Linked DNA regions of Homo sapiens: regions 2 and 3 are each linked to region 1. A link is a contact called in ENCODE Hi-C or POLR2A ChIA-PET data. All regions are on one chromosome and are shown on one strand. Each heading gives the region's core, a stretch centred on a gene start or an enhancer-like site at or near the end of the contact. The rest is flanking DNA. Distances are from core to core; before and after follow the strand shown. Region 1 holds the start of CDC42BPA (CDC42 binding protein kinase alpha). Region 2 overlaps COQ8A (coenzyme Q8A). Region 3 overlaps LOC107985354 (a long non-coding RNA gene).

What was found. A loop is a pair of places that touch in the nucleus more often than their neighbours do. ChIA-PET counts read pairs that join two places held with the same protein, here RNA polymerase II (POLR2A). Pooled maps may share reads with other maps.
Region 2: a loop to region 1 is called in a map of dorsolateral prefrontal cortex, with 2.8 times the contacts of the local background. The contact joins the enhancer-like site here to the promoter of CDC42BPA in region 1. A Hi-C loop is called at or near these places in 5 of 168 maps with a recorded cell type or tissue (dorsolateral prefrontal cortex, gastrocnemius medialis, posterior cingulate gyrus and 1 more) and 5 of 50 pooled maps. POLR2A ChIA-PET finds 5 or more read pairs at or near these places in 1 of 52 experiments (AG04450).
Region 3: a map of gastrocnemius medialis shows a loop between it and region 1 (4-fold over the local background). The contact joins the enhancer-like site here to the promoter of CDC42BPA in region 1. A Hi-C loop is called at or near these places in 7 of 168 maps with a recorded cell type or tissue (IMR-90, Right ventricle myocardium inferior, gastrocnemius medialis and 4 more), 15 of 37 single-sample maps with no recorded cell type and 12 of 50 pooled maps. POLR2A ChIA-PET finds 5 or more read pairs at or near these places in 2 of 52 experiments (HEK293T and WTC11).

The regions. Positions count from the first base shown.
Region 1 is chr1:227,315,958-227,319,790 of GRCh38, forward strand. It overlaps CDC42BPA (CDC42 binding protein kinase alpha), which reads right to left and starts at 2,535. Exons shown (of 37, transcript NM_001394014.1): 1 at 1,048-2,535. The coding sequence starts at 1,225. LOC124904531 (a long non-coding RNA gene) reads left to right here and starts at 2,635. Exons shown (of 2, transcript XR_007066911.1): 1 at 2,635-3,041; 2 at 3,157-3,833.
Region 2 is chr1:226,972,969-226,976,787 of GRCh38, forward strand. All of the region lies in intron 4 of COQ8A (coenzyme Q8A), which reads left to right. Among named protein-coding and RNA genes, the nearest start is that of COQ8A, 35 kb to the left of the region's middle. RefSeq lists an enhancer at 860-1,473. Within about 2 kb of position 1,428, at least 22 of the 41 ENCODE cell types and tissues checked have a DNase peak (open chromatin) inside an H3K27ac peak, as active enhancers do; they include dorsolateral prefrontal cortex, gastrocnemius medialis and sigmoid colon, where a contact is called at or near this core.
Region 3 is chr1:226,918,943-226,922,976 of GRCh38, forward strand. LOC107985354 (a long non-coding RNA gene) reads left to right here. Exons shown (of 3, transcript XR_001738506.2): 3 at 1-3,256. Among named protein-coding and RNA genes, the nearest start is that of COQ8A, 19 kb to the right of the region's middle. Within about 2 kb of position 1,794, at least 9 of the 41 ENCODE cell types and tissues checked have a DNase peak (open chromatin) inside an H3K27ac peak, as active enhancers do; they include gastrocnemius medialis, heart left ventricle and psoas muscle, where a contact is called at or near this core.

The DNA.
Region 1 (3,833 bases), core at 1,285-3,784:
AAAAAAAAAAAAAAAAAGACACAATCAGCACTTGACTTTTACTTCAGGAAAATAAAGTTTTACTTGGGAACAGATATTTTAGCATAAGAACTTAGCATAAGAACAAACTAAAATGATTAGTATTCCAAAGGTACAAAATCATATTTGGCCAAAATCCTTCAAAAGCCAACGTACCACTACTACAGACAGATCTGGGTGACGATGCGTGCTTATTGCAACAGTGAACTTCTGGACCTTAGAATGTGCCCTGTATGTAACAGCAGACGCTGAAGAACTTGAGCCAAGCCTTCAAGCTTGAAGGTCATGGAGCGTTTGCTCACATCATTGATCTATTCCACTACAGTAGGTCTTCTAAATCACATCTATATTTAGAAGAATGAAGCCAAAAACCTAACCAGTTTAGATTTAAATTAACTTTCGAGTAAAATCTAACTCTCAAGTGGAAGCTGCCCCCAAACATTCTCTAACTACTATCACAAGATTTTTAAACTATGTCATTTAATCTTACAAACATAATTTTTGGAAAGTCCATGTTTAGCAGTTTCCTTTCCTTGTACTATGTAGAGATGAAATAAAACCCACTGATCACCACCTTCAGCTTTCTGTTGACCTAAGGCAAACACAGATATTTTAATATCTCCTCCTATTTTGAGAATAATTTCCATAGTCTGAATGTTTCCACCAATAAATACCTTTCAAATGAAGGACTATTATAGTGCCATGTATTAGGCAACTGTAACCAATAATCCACTTTTGCCCATCACAGAATTGATTTAAAATCTCTTACTGTTGACCTAAAAACATAAGTTCTTCATAGCCAAGTTCCACATTAGCTAGGCCTTAAATCAAGGCAACAATTGAGCAGCACAATTCTACTCCTGGGAAAATATTTACCAAAAACTAGCGGAAAATCTTGAATAACTAGTGTCTGTTTTTTTATTGTATTTTTTCTTTGAACGGAGTAGAGTTTACTCATAACTCTCTATACCAATTAAATCATAATGACCAGCTAAAGATTAACAGTTTCTTTAAAAATTACAAACTTACCCCATTCTAGGTATTCGAGAATGTTCTTCTCTCTTCTCAATGGAGAATTATTGCATTCATCATAAAGGCAGATGAGTATATCCAGTAATGTCTCCACACTGAAGCACTGCCCATTGGTCTGAGCGGGCCCGTCCAAAATAAACTGCTCCAACTGCCTCAAACGCACTTCTCCAGACATGTTTGCTTCGATTTCTGCTGGTTTTCCTTTAAATTATTATGATGACTTTTACTATTATCTGAACCTAAATTTTAAAAGGTATGGTTTTAAAAATAAACCACTTGTTATTCAAACAACTGTCATGCAATGCTGGTGCTGAATTAAACATCCAACACACCAGTAACCTCACTTAACTGAAGCGTCTTCAATTTCACCCATATACATATATTTTGAGGGTAAATTACCATAAAATATATACTTAATGCATTTTTAAAAGAATACAATTAAGTCGTATATTTAAATAAAATAATAATTAAAAGTACAACGAACTAGAGAGTCAACACTTCTTTAAAAAAAAAAAAAAAAACTCTTCTCCTTCATTCAAAATTCAACTCGTGCAACGTAATCCTGAAACGAATCCGGTTGCATCATTAATGAATAAAGTCCGATTTGCATCAGCAATTCACTTCCCGGGAAGAAGAAAAACAGAAAAGGGAGGAAAAAAACAGAATGCATAGAAGGGGGAGGGAAAACCAAAAATGTTGCTGCAAATCCTCCCAACCACCACTTGGATAATGCATCAGCGGCAATTTCTCCAGCGGGAAAGGGAGGGGGCGAGGTCCCTGAAGCAGCCCCTCGGCTCGGAGCACGCCAAGTCTTGCCCGGAGGCGGCTTTTCGTTTCTCCTCCCGAGGTCCTTCTTTCTTTAAGGCTTTGCAGTCAGTCCTATTTTCAACGGATTCCGGTGAAAACTCTTCATTTTCCTCCCGGCTTCACCCTAGGGCCTGACCGGCGGCGCGGCCGGGGGTGGAAGGCGGGCTGCGGGCGGCACTGGCACCGGGCTCCGGAGAAGCGGCTACTTGGCCGCCCGAGCCCACTCCATGTCGGTGGTCGCTCGTGGGCCGAGCCGCGCCGCGCCGCGCCGGGCAGAGAGCCCGGTCTCCCCGACACCCGCACCGGGCCGCCGCGCCGGAGGCTCCCGACGCCCCAGGCGGGGGGGTGCTTCTCTGAATTCAAAGGACACAAGCAGCAGCAGCTGCGGCGGCGGCGCGGGCGGCTCTGGCAGCTACTTCTCCCCCTTCTTCACACCCCTGGGCTAAGGGCATCTTTCCACAGCGAGGAGGGAGGCGGCCCGGCGCAGGAGGAGGGGTCGCTTCCGCGGCTGAGGAGACTAGAGGCTGCGGCAGCCCGGCTCCCAACCACTCCCTTCCTCTCCCTTCCAGCCCTCCCCCGCCTTCCCTCTCCTCTCGCGCTCGCGCCCTGGGCTCAGCGAGGCTCCTCCAGTCCCGCCGCACAGAGGCGGAGGCTTGCGGACGAGTCTGGATCCAATATGGCGGCCTGGCCCCCCGGCCCCGGCACACGCGCGCGCACACGCCCTCCACTCCCCGCCCCCGCCCTGCCCGAGCCTCAGCCCCAGCCGGCGGCCAAGCCGGGCGGGGTCCGGCCGGCGCGCCCAGCGGAGGCCCCCAAGGGGGCGCGGGCTCGGGGCCCGAGTGGCTGCGCCAGCCCGAGGGGAGGGGTGTGGACTGCCTAGGCGGCGAGGCTGCGGCTGCCGCAGCGTGGAATGCGGAGCTGCGGGAGGGCTGAGGGAGGCCCGGGCGGCGGTGGCGGAGCATATGGAGGCGGGATGACCGGGCCGCGCCGGGAGCTGCGGCGGGACTGGGCGCAGGCTGGGAACTGCGCCACCGCCGCGCCGTGGCCCCGGCTCCCCGAGGCTTCTGGTGCAGATCGCGAAGGGGGGCTCCTGCTCGTCCTCGGAGACATCACCTGTCTGGCGCGTTTGTTAAGGGCGCCCAGAAGCAGAGGGCTTTAGGCTTCCGACAGAGCTGGAGGAGACGGTGCCTTTCAGCCCCTTACCTGCTCCCCACCGGCCCCCCAGATTCGGTTCGCGCACACTCCAGAGTAATCGTTTCTTAGGTGTCTAATTACAGCACTTCGTGTGTCATTTCCCAGGACAAAAACAATGACAGACTTGTCCGAGCTACCATCGAAGTCTTGGGTCTGCACGCAAAGGATGGAATCCCCCATCTCCATTCCCAAAAGTTTCCCTACGGGAGCCTGGTGTTGTCTCCTCCGGAACTGTCCTCGCGGCTGCCTGTTTTTCCCTAGCCATGGTTACTGCCTGCGGGGGATTCAGCCTGTGAAGGCAGTCAAGGCAGTTCACCACTGTCATCAAACCTACACCCCTGTGTGCATGCGCACACACACTTGTAACCCAGTGGCACAATGCAGGAATTAGGGAAGCAAAGGCAAATCGCTGAATAGCTAGGGCACCTGATCCCTGTAGGGCCCTTCCAGGTTTTTGTGAATCTCGGTTTTAGGAGAGCTCCCTTTATAAAATTCTCATGGAAGATGCCACATTTAAATTAACACCACAAAACTAGGTCATTGCAGTTCTGTTACTTTCTCTCAAAATTGCCATCTCCTTTATGGTCGTTCTCTAAAATACAATTATTTTATATTCCTTCCCCACACCTGTGAGGCGGTTGTGTTTCTATGTTCATGTCCACAATTGCATCTTACATCTTGATAATATGGAAGCTGAGGAAGAATTAGAAATGAGGGCCTAGACGTAAAATGAAGGCTAACAGAAGTCGATTCAAGTTGTGATTCATGAAATAGTGTGAATC
Region 2 (3,819 bases), core at 178-2,677, 340 kb before region 1:
TGTGGCTTGCTGTGGCCTTGAGAGCCATCCCACAGCAGCAATGCTGTTGGACCCTTTGGCTGGGACCTTCAGGACCCCCTGCAACAGCACTGTGTGCCCTAACCTGCTGGCATGATGCCCCTTTGTTGACAGGGCTGCATACAAGGCCAGCGACAAGTGGCAGGCAGTGACGCCAGCCTGATTTGCTGAGGGCACACGCCATGCTTCCTGCAGTGCCAGTGCTCTTCTGGGTCCACTTTGCAGCAGGATAGATGTGTTCTAGATCCAAGAGTTCTGCACCCTCAGCAGGGGTGCGGGAGTGTAGTTTTTTGCCTTCTCAGGAGCCTCCTTGGAAAGGGGCTTTTCTGTGTATTTCAGGAGCTCTGTGTTGGAGATGAGAGAGGTTCTTATTCTCTCCTGTTACAGATGAGGAAGCTGAGCCAAGAAGAAGCATATGGCCCAGGGCCATATGGTTATTTGTGACATCCCTGGGACTAGAGCCCAGGCCTCTGTGGTGTGTGTGGAAGTCTGAGCCTGGCCAGGCTCTGTAATTAGGCCCCAGAGGGGCTATAGGGCTTCCCTTCCCCCACCAGTCCAGTTCTGGGAACAGAGGGACAGATCCTGAGAACCTGTGAGAGCAGCCGCTAGGAACTCCTCTCGCCTTCCCGTGCCCCTTCCTGCCATGCTGGGGGCTGCAGCCCCCTCCCCAGGCCCCCTGTCCTCCCCTGAGGCTGGGGGCAGCTGGAGGATGCCAGGTGGTGATAGAGAAAGACTGAACACTGGGGATTCAGGAACACCTTGAAGCAAAGGGAAGCCTCCTGGGCTGCTGCATTTTCTGTGGGGATTTCTTGTCTATTAGATGAGGATTGTTGGATGCCTCAGTAAAAGCTGGGCTTAGCGCAGCGCCTGGTTTATAGTTTGCTGCTGTTTAGCTGTATCTTTACCCCTTGCTGGTAGAGAAACTCCCCCGAGCCCTTCTCTGTAAACAGGCCTAGTTTCTGGCAGGTAAAGCCAAAGCCCCAAGGAACTTTACTTACTCACCCCTGCCCTTAAGCACTTTTCACCCAGCCTGCTAGGAAGGGCCCTGTTTGTTGGAAGTTGTTTGATGTTTTGCTTTTTTTAACCTCCTGGTGTCCATCTGGGCAGAAGCCGAGTGACTGCCCACAGGAGGGCCCTGTTTGGCTCTGATGACCTCCTAGAGGGACTTTTGGGAGGATGGGGCCTTGTGGGGGACTGGGCTCCAGAAGTCATAGGAGGTTGGCCTGCAGCCTGTGTTCCTGCCTGGGGGAGAGCCTGCCCCTCCCTCCCCTGTCATTCCTTCATTGCATAACTTCTCTCGGAGAAACATGTCAGAAGCTTTCCTGGAACAGGCCAGGAGGGAAGCAAGGCTGCTCACAGTGGCTTTAGAGCCTGGAGCTTGTGCTGGGGCTGGTTTTCCTCCAGGACGACCTTGCTGGCCACGTGGGCCAAGCCGGGGGCGCTCTTAGAATGTGGATCTGAGCAGGGAGAGGTGTGAGGTGTCCTGAGGGCTGTGGGGGTGCCGAGTGGGGTCCCACGAGGACCCGGGGAGTGCCGGCTGAGGTGCTCATCTTCTGGAGTTGCCTCCAGTGCTGGCTGGTTCTAATGGAGGGCAGAGGCTGGCCTGGGTTCCTGAGCAATGCGCTGAGTCTGGGGCGGGAGGGCCTCAGTTTATTCTGGGTTCACTGGTGCAGGAGCTCGTGAGGCCAAGGTCAGGGTTGCTGGCCAGCTGGGCTGGTTTCTGTCCCCTGGGGAGCCTGCCTGTCTGTCAGTGGGCAGCGCCTTGGCCTGGCACTGGGCTGGTCGGTCCTGAGGGACGTGTGGGGCCTGAGGCCTCCTCTGTGGAATGTTCTTTTGGTCATTTGTTTAATAACAGGTCCTTGCCAGTGGAGAGCTGTGTGCCTGAAAGTGGCCAGAGAACAGTTTGAGGGGGGTCCTGATGGAGGGTGATGAGGGGGACACACCTCTGCCTGCAGAAGGAGGAGCTCAATGTGGCCCACCCTACAGCTGTGGCATCTCCGGTAACCTGTGGATCCACCTGCCCCTCTCGTGGGCTTGTCTCTGGACTTGCTTCAGGCAGAGAAGAATCCAGACACAGAGAGACATTGGTGAAGGTCACTGCAGTGCACAGGCTAATGTTGCCTGTCTCCGTTTATTTCGCTAAGTCAGATCGTGTGCTCGAGTGCTGGCAGGGCAGAGGTGGGCAGGCATCAGGGAGTTAATGTTTAAACGGGGACTGTGTCTCCCAGCTCTGAGCCCAGGGCTTTCTACAGCGAGAGAAAGAGCTGATGTACCTGCCAGGCACCCCCATCCCAACACAGCAGACATCTGTACCATGTGTGTTGTCACTCCTGAGGGCCAGGAGGCTCAGCTTATCCTGCCCCATGCTGCCCAGTACGGAGCCGCCAGCCGCACGGGGCCTTGGAAATGCGGCTGGTCCACAGTGGGATGTGCTGAGTATAAAACACACATGGTGTTTGGAGACTTTGTGCACACACACAAGTGCAAAATATCTCTAATAATATTTATTTTGATTACTTGTTGAAATGATAACATTTTGGGTATATTAAGTAAATTATACTATTAGAATTCATTTTGCATGTTTCTTCTTGCCTTTTTCAGTGTGGCTGCTAGAAAAGTAACAATTATATGTGTGGCTTGCCTTCTATTTCTTTTGTTCTGCGCCGGCCCAGCCTTTTTGAATAGAGTCACGAGAACAACAGCAGCTGCTTGTGTGGCCTTTGTGTGTTCCTGGCCCGGCGAGTGCTCTACTCACGCCCGCACGACAGCCTGTGAGGCAGGGGCTGCCCAGACTGCTGGGGACGTGGAGGGTGCACTGTTGCCCAGGTGTGGGTAAAAATGTATCGCAAAAACATTTTTTTAAAAATTGAGTTGTCTTCTTTTTAGTTTTAAAATGTACTTTTCATTAAATTTTCAACAAGTTCTGTATTTTTCATAAAAGTCATGCATAATCACTGTAGAGAATTTGGAAACATGCAAGCAGATGCCAGTTTCCTTGCGCCTTAAACAGAGCGTCCTGGTGTGAGCCCTCTCCCCCAACAGCCCCCTGCTGCGATGTTGCCTGGCTGCCGGGCAGTGGGGCTGTGGCGCTGCGATGTTGTCTGACTGCGGGGCTGTGGGACTGCGATGTTGCCTGGCTGTGGGGCTGCGGGACTGCGGGGCTGTGGGACTGCGATGTTGCCTGGCTGCGGGGCTGCGGGACTGCGGGGCTGTGGGACTGCGATGTTGCCTGGCTGCGGGGCTGTGGGACTGCGGGGCTGTGGGACTGCGATGTTGCCTGGCTGCGGGGCTGCAGGGCTGCGGGACTGCGGGGCTGTGGGACTGCGATGTTGCCGGGCTGCGGGGCTGCGGGACTGCGGGGCTGTGGGACTGCGATGTTGCCTGGCTGCGGGGCTGTGGGACTGCGGGGCTGTGGGACTGCGATGTTGCCTGGCTTCGGGGCTGCGGGGCTGCGGGGCTGCGATGTTGCCCGGGTGCGGGGTGCGGGGCTCTCCGAGGCCGGCTCATCGTGCGGCCGCTCTGGTCTCAGCCCTGCCGGCCATGGTCACCGTGCCCAGCCAGGTGCTCTTCACCCTCTTTCTGCTCACCCATGCCTACCCGGAAAGCCAGCTACAGCTGGGTATAAAGGAAGAGAATACTGGCCCTGGGTGAGGTGTGGCATTAGTGGCACCTTCTGGGCTCCTGGGCAGGGGTGGGGAGTGGCTTTCTTGAGCAGCTGGGATCATTCATTGACTGATTTTTGGATAAATGAGGTGTTAGTGGACCTTGATTCGGAAGATTGTGAAAGAGGATAATGGGAAG
Region 3 (4,034 bases), core at 544-3,043, 400 kb before region 1:
AGAGCTTTTGTGGAGCAGTAGTGCGGAGGAGGAGCACCTGCTGAACCACTCACTCCCCGACAGTTGTGTTGGATTGTGGACCTGTTTTCTCTTTGCCCACTCTGGGCTCATTTGCAATTATAACCTCGTTGCTTCTGCTTGAGCTATCTTTCCTTTGTCTTGGATCATGGGATCAAGCATGCGTAATTTTTCTCCAAATACCTTGGGATTCTTCTTCCTAACTCTTGGTACAGAGTCCAGCTGTCCCAGGCTCCTGGATGACAGGGAGCTTTCTCTCACTCTCATCTGACCAACAGGTTCCCCTAGCGGTACATAATTAGATCCAAAATGGTGCTTCTCTTTATCATTTTCTCTGCTTTCTGAGAAATGGAATTGTCATTTTGGCAAGAATTTGGCAGAAATTGTATTTCAGATTTTAATACAATTGAGAAAAAACCATTCATAACCACAGTTGTCTGGTACGTAATGAAGGTAGATCTTGCCGAATGGAACATCCTTCTCTGCAACTTGGTGGGTTTGAATGGCTGAGTTTGGCAGAAGGAATGGTAGAGAAATAGATGACTCTACAGAATAAATGGGGAAGGATTTGGAGTTCTGGAAGCAATATAAAAGGGAAGGGGTAAAGAGGAGAGATGGGAAGATGAGGAGCCAGCTGGATCACTCTGTAAGGGGAGCTAGCCTAAAATCCTAATGGGACCGGATGGCTCAAGAGCTTTTGAGAACACTGGTGTCCAATATTTCATTTGAAGTTGTTGAGTAGATCTCCTCCACTCCCCTGAGGGGTTGGTGCCAGGCTGGACAGGGACAGCACACAGATGGTGAGACAGCCCACAAGCTGAATTCTCCACTTGCAGAGGCTGAGAACCAGCGATGACTGTAAATGTGAGTCTCTGCCCGCCTTCTGCCCTGGCCTCCCTCCTGAGAACTGGCCAGACTTTTGAGGAGGAATTTAGACTTCCAAAGGGTGGAGAATAGAAGTTTCATCCAGTCTTATCTAGGGAAGCTCCCGCTGACATCCAAATTACATAATAAACACGGCCAGTAAAATACTACTGCTACTACTATCATAAAATAAAATAAGGAATTAAGTAGATAGGTCAGGAATTTGGCCCCTTAAAACACTGAGGCCAGAGAGATTACACAGTGTGCCTCAGGGATGTTTTGCTCTGTTCTCAGGTTATCTGGCTCCTATTCCTTGTGTCCTCAGTCCTTGCCTGGGAAGAGAGTGCAGTGAGCAGGGTAGCTCCTCACCCCCTCTCCTCAGGTACCAGGTGCTCCTGGGCCCTCAAGGGCTCAGCTCTTCCCTCCGCAGCTCCTGCAGGGGCTGTTGGGTTTATCAGAGACTGGTTCTGTCAAAGAGCTGAGCTCAGGGGAACATTTTGGGGGAGTGAGGTTCCTACCACCTTGGAGATAGCTTTTTCCAAACAAGGGGAAGCATTTGAGAAATATGTTCATTAGTAAGTTCGTCAGTGGTCATAAAGATATTTTGTCTGATGGCAGAAGGCCTGAATCTTTGTTCCCATAAAAGACTTACTCCTCTAACCAGAAGAATAAACGAAAGGTGGTGAGACACTGGGGACATCTGGGCAGCCATGGAGAAAGAGTTTGTGGATCTGACCCACTGTTCTCCTCTTGTCCAGATAAGGACGTGTGTTTGTGTGTTGACTGGTGAGGACAGGAGGAGGTTTCCTGAGTGCAGAGTGCCAAAGCACAAAGCCTGAGATAAAAAGGCATAAATAGACCTAGAGCCTGACCCAGAGCCAGGCCCAGTGTCCTTGGGCTGGTAGGACTTGCAGGCCAGGTCCCAGATGGGGAGGGGGTACTGGGGCTGAGCAGCTGCTATGGAAATTTCCATGGGCTGTACACCAGCTCTTGGTAAGCTCTTGCACTCAGCATGGCATGGGGAGGACATGGGTTATGAAAGAGGCACAAGACTTAGTCCAAGCTTATAAGGAGCTAGGCCTCTAGAGAAAAAACTCAGGCTTGCCAAAGCAGCAAGTAAACAAACAGGTTGGAAAATTTTGAAACAAAGTTGTAAATAAGGTCAAGGCATGGAACCAGTCAAGAAAAGTCAATATCGTATTCCAGTTATTAGAACCTCATTTCACCTTCTAAGGACAATGTTGAAAATACAAACTTCACATTAAGATAAAAATGGGTTTTATTACTTTAAATACTAATAAAGAGGTGACAATATATTAGTTTTTTAAAGAAAAAACTTTTTATAATTAATTGCCACTTGCCAGAGTTTGAGATTTTCTTAAGAATTCAGGTTAAACTTACAAAATCATTTTTAATACAGAAATCAATGAAAAATGATCCAAAGACATTAGTTTCATGCATTGGTAATCGTTACCAAAAGCCTTACAGTGTGCAATTTTGTAAAGTCAATGTTGCAACTATCCCAGGAATTGGAGGTCTGTGTTTTTCCCCTCTCTAGTAAGATTCAGGTCGTGTGTGTGTGTGTGTACAAGTGTGTTCACACGTGTGCATGTGCAATGTATGAACCCACAATGCTGACCATAATGCTGGACTCCCAATGCACTGGTTAGGATGCCTTTGCTTGTATTTAAAGAAGCCATGAAGAGGACATATTAGTTCACATGGCTGAAAAGTTAAGTGTTAGGGCAGCCTTCTAATAAGCTTTAATCAGGGCTCCAGTTCCATTTCTAATTCTGTCTGCCTTGCCCTGTTGTGGCCAGATTCCTTTTCGGGCTGGCTTATTCACAGTTGCAAGATGTCTGTGAACAGCAACTCAGCCAACAACAACTCGTCTAAGGAGAGAGGAGCTATTGTTTCCTACAGCCGTTGCATAGAAGTCCTGAGCTTCCTTCTGATTGGACCACCCCAGGACCAGTCATTGAGGGCGTGCCATGTGCTGACTGGCTGAGATTCAAAAACCTATCATCTTGTCAAGTGGATTGGGATTGACTTATATCGGGGGCATGATATGGTTTGGTTGTGTCCCCACCCAAATCTCATCTTGAGTTGTAGCTCCCATCCCACGTGTCATGGGAGGGAACTGGTGGGAGGTAATTGAATCATGGAGAGGGTCTTTTCCATGCTGTTCTTGTGACAGTGAATAAGTCTCATGAGAGCTGATGGTTTTATAAACGGGAGTTCCTCTGCACAAACTCTCTTGCCTGCCACTGTGTAAGACATGACTTTGCTCCTCATTCTCCTTCTGCCATGATTGTGAGGCCTCCCACGCCGTGTGGAGCTGTGAATCAATTAAACCTCTTTCCTTTATAAATTACCCAGTCTCGGGTATGTCTTTAGTAGCAGCATGAGAACAGACTAATATGGTAAATTGGTACCAGTAGTGGGGTGCTGCTGTAAAGATACCCAAAAATGTGGAAGCGACTTTGGAACTGAGTAACAGGCAGAGGTTGGAACAGTTTGGAGGGCTTGGAACTTCCTAGAGACTTGTTGAATAGCTTTGACCAAAATGCTGATAGTGATATGGACAAGTAACATCTAGGCTGAGGTGGTCTCAGATGGAAATGAGGAACGTGTTGGGAACTGGAGTAAAGGTCACTGTTGCTATGCAAAGTGGCTGGTGGCATTTTGTCCCTGCCATAGAGATATGTGGAACTTTGAACTTGAGAGAAATGATCTGGGGTATATCTGGCAGAAAAAATTTCTAAGTGGCAAAGTGATCGAGAGGAAGCAGAGCATAAAAGTTCGGAAAATTTGCAGCCTGGTGATTCCATAGAAAAGAAAAACCCATTTTCTGGGGAGAAATTCAAGCCAGCTGCAGAAATTTGCACAAGTAACAAGGAGCCCAATGTTAATCACTAAGACCCCACCCAAATCTCTTCTTGAATTGTAGCTCCCATAATTCTCACATGTCATGGGAGGAACCTGGTGGGAGGTAACTGAATCATGGGGGCGGGTCTTTCCCGTACTGTTCACCTCTTGAGATCTGATAGTTTTATAAAGGGGAGTTCTGCACAAGCTCTTTTGCCTGCCCTCATGTAAGACATGACTGCTTCTCATTGGCCTTCCACCATAATTGTGAGGCCTTTGCAGCC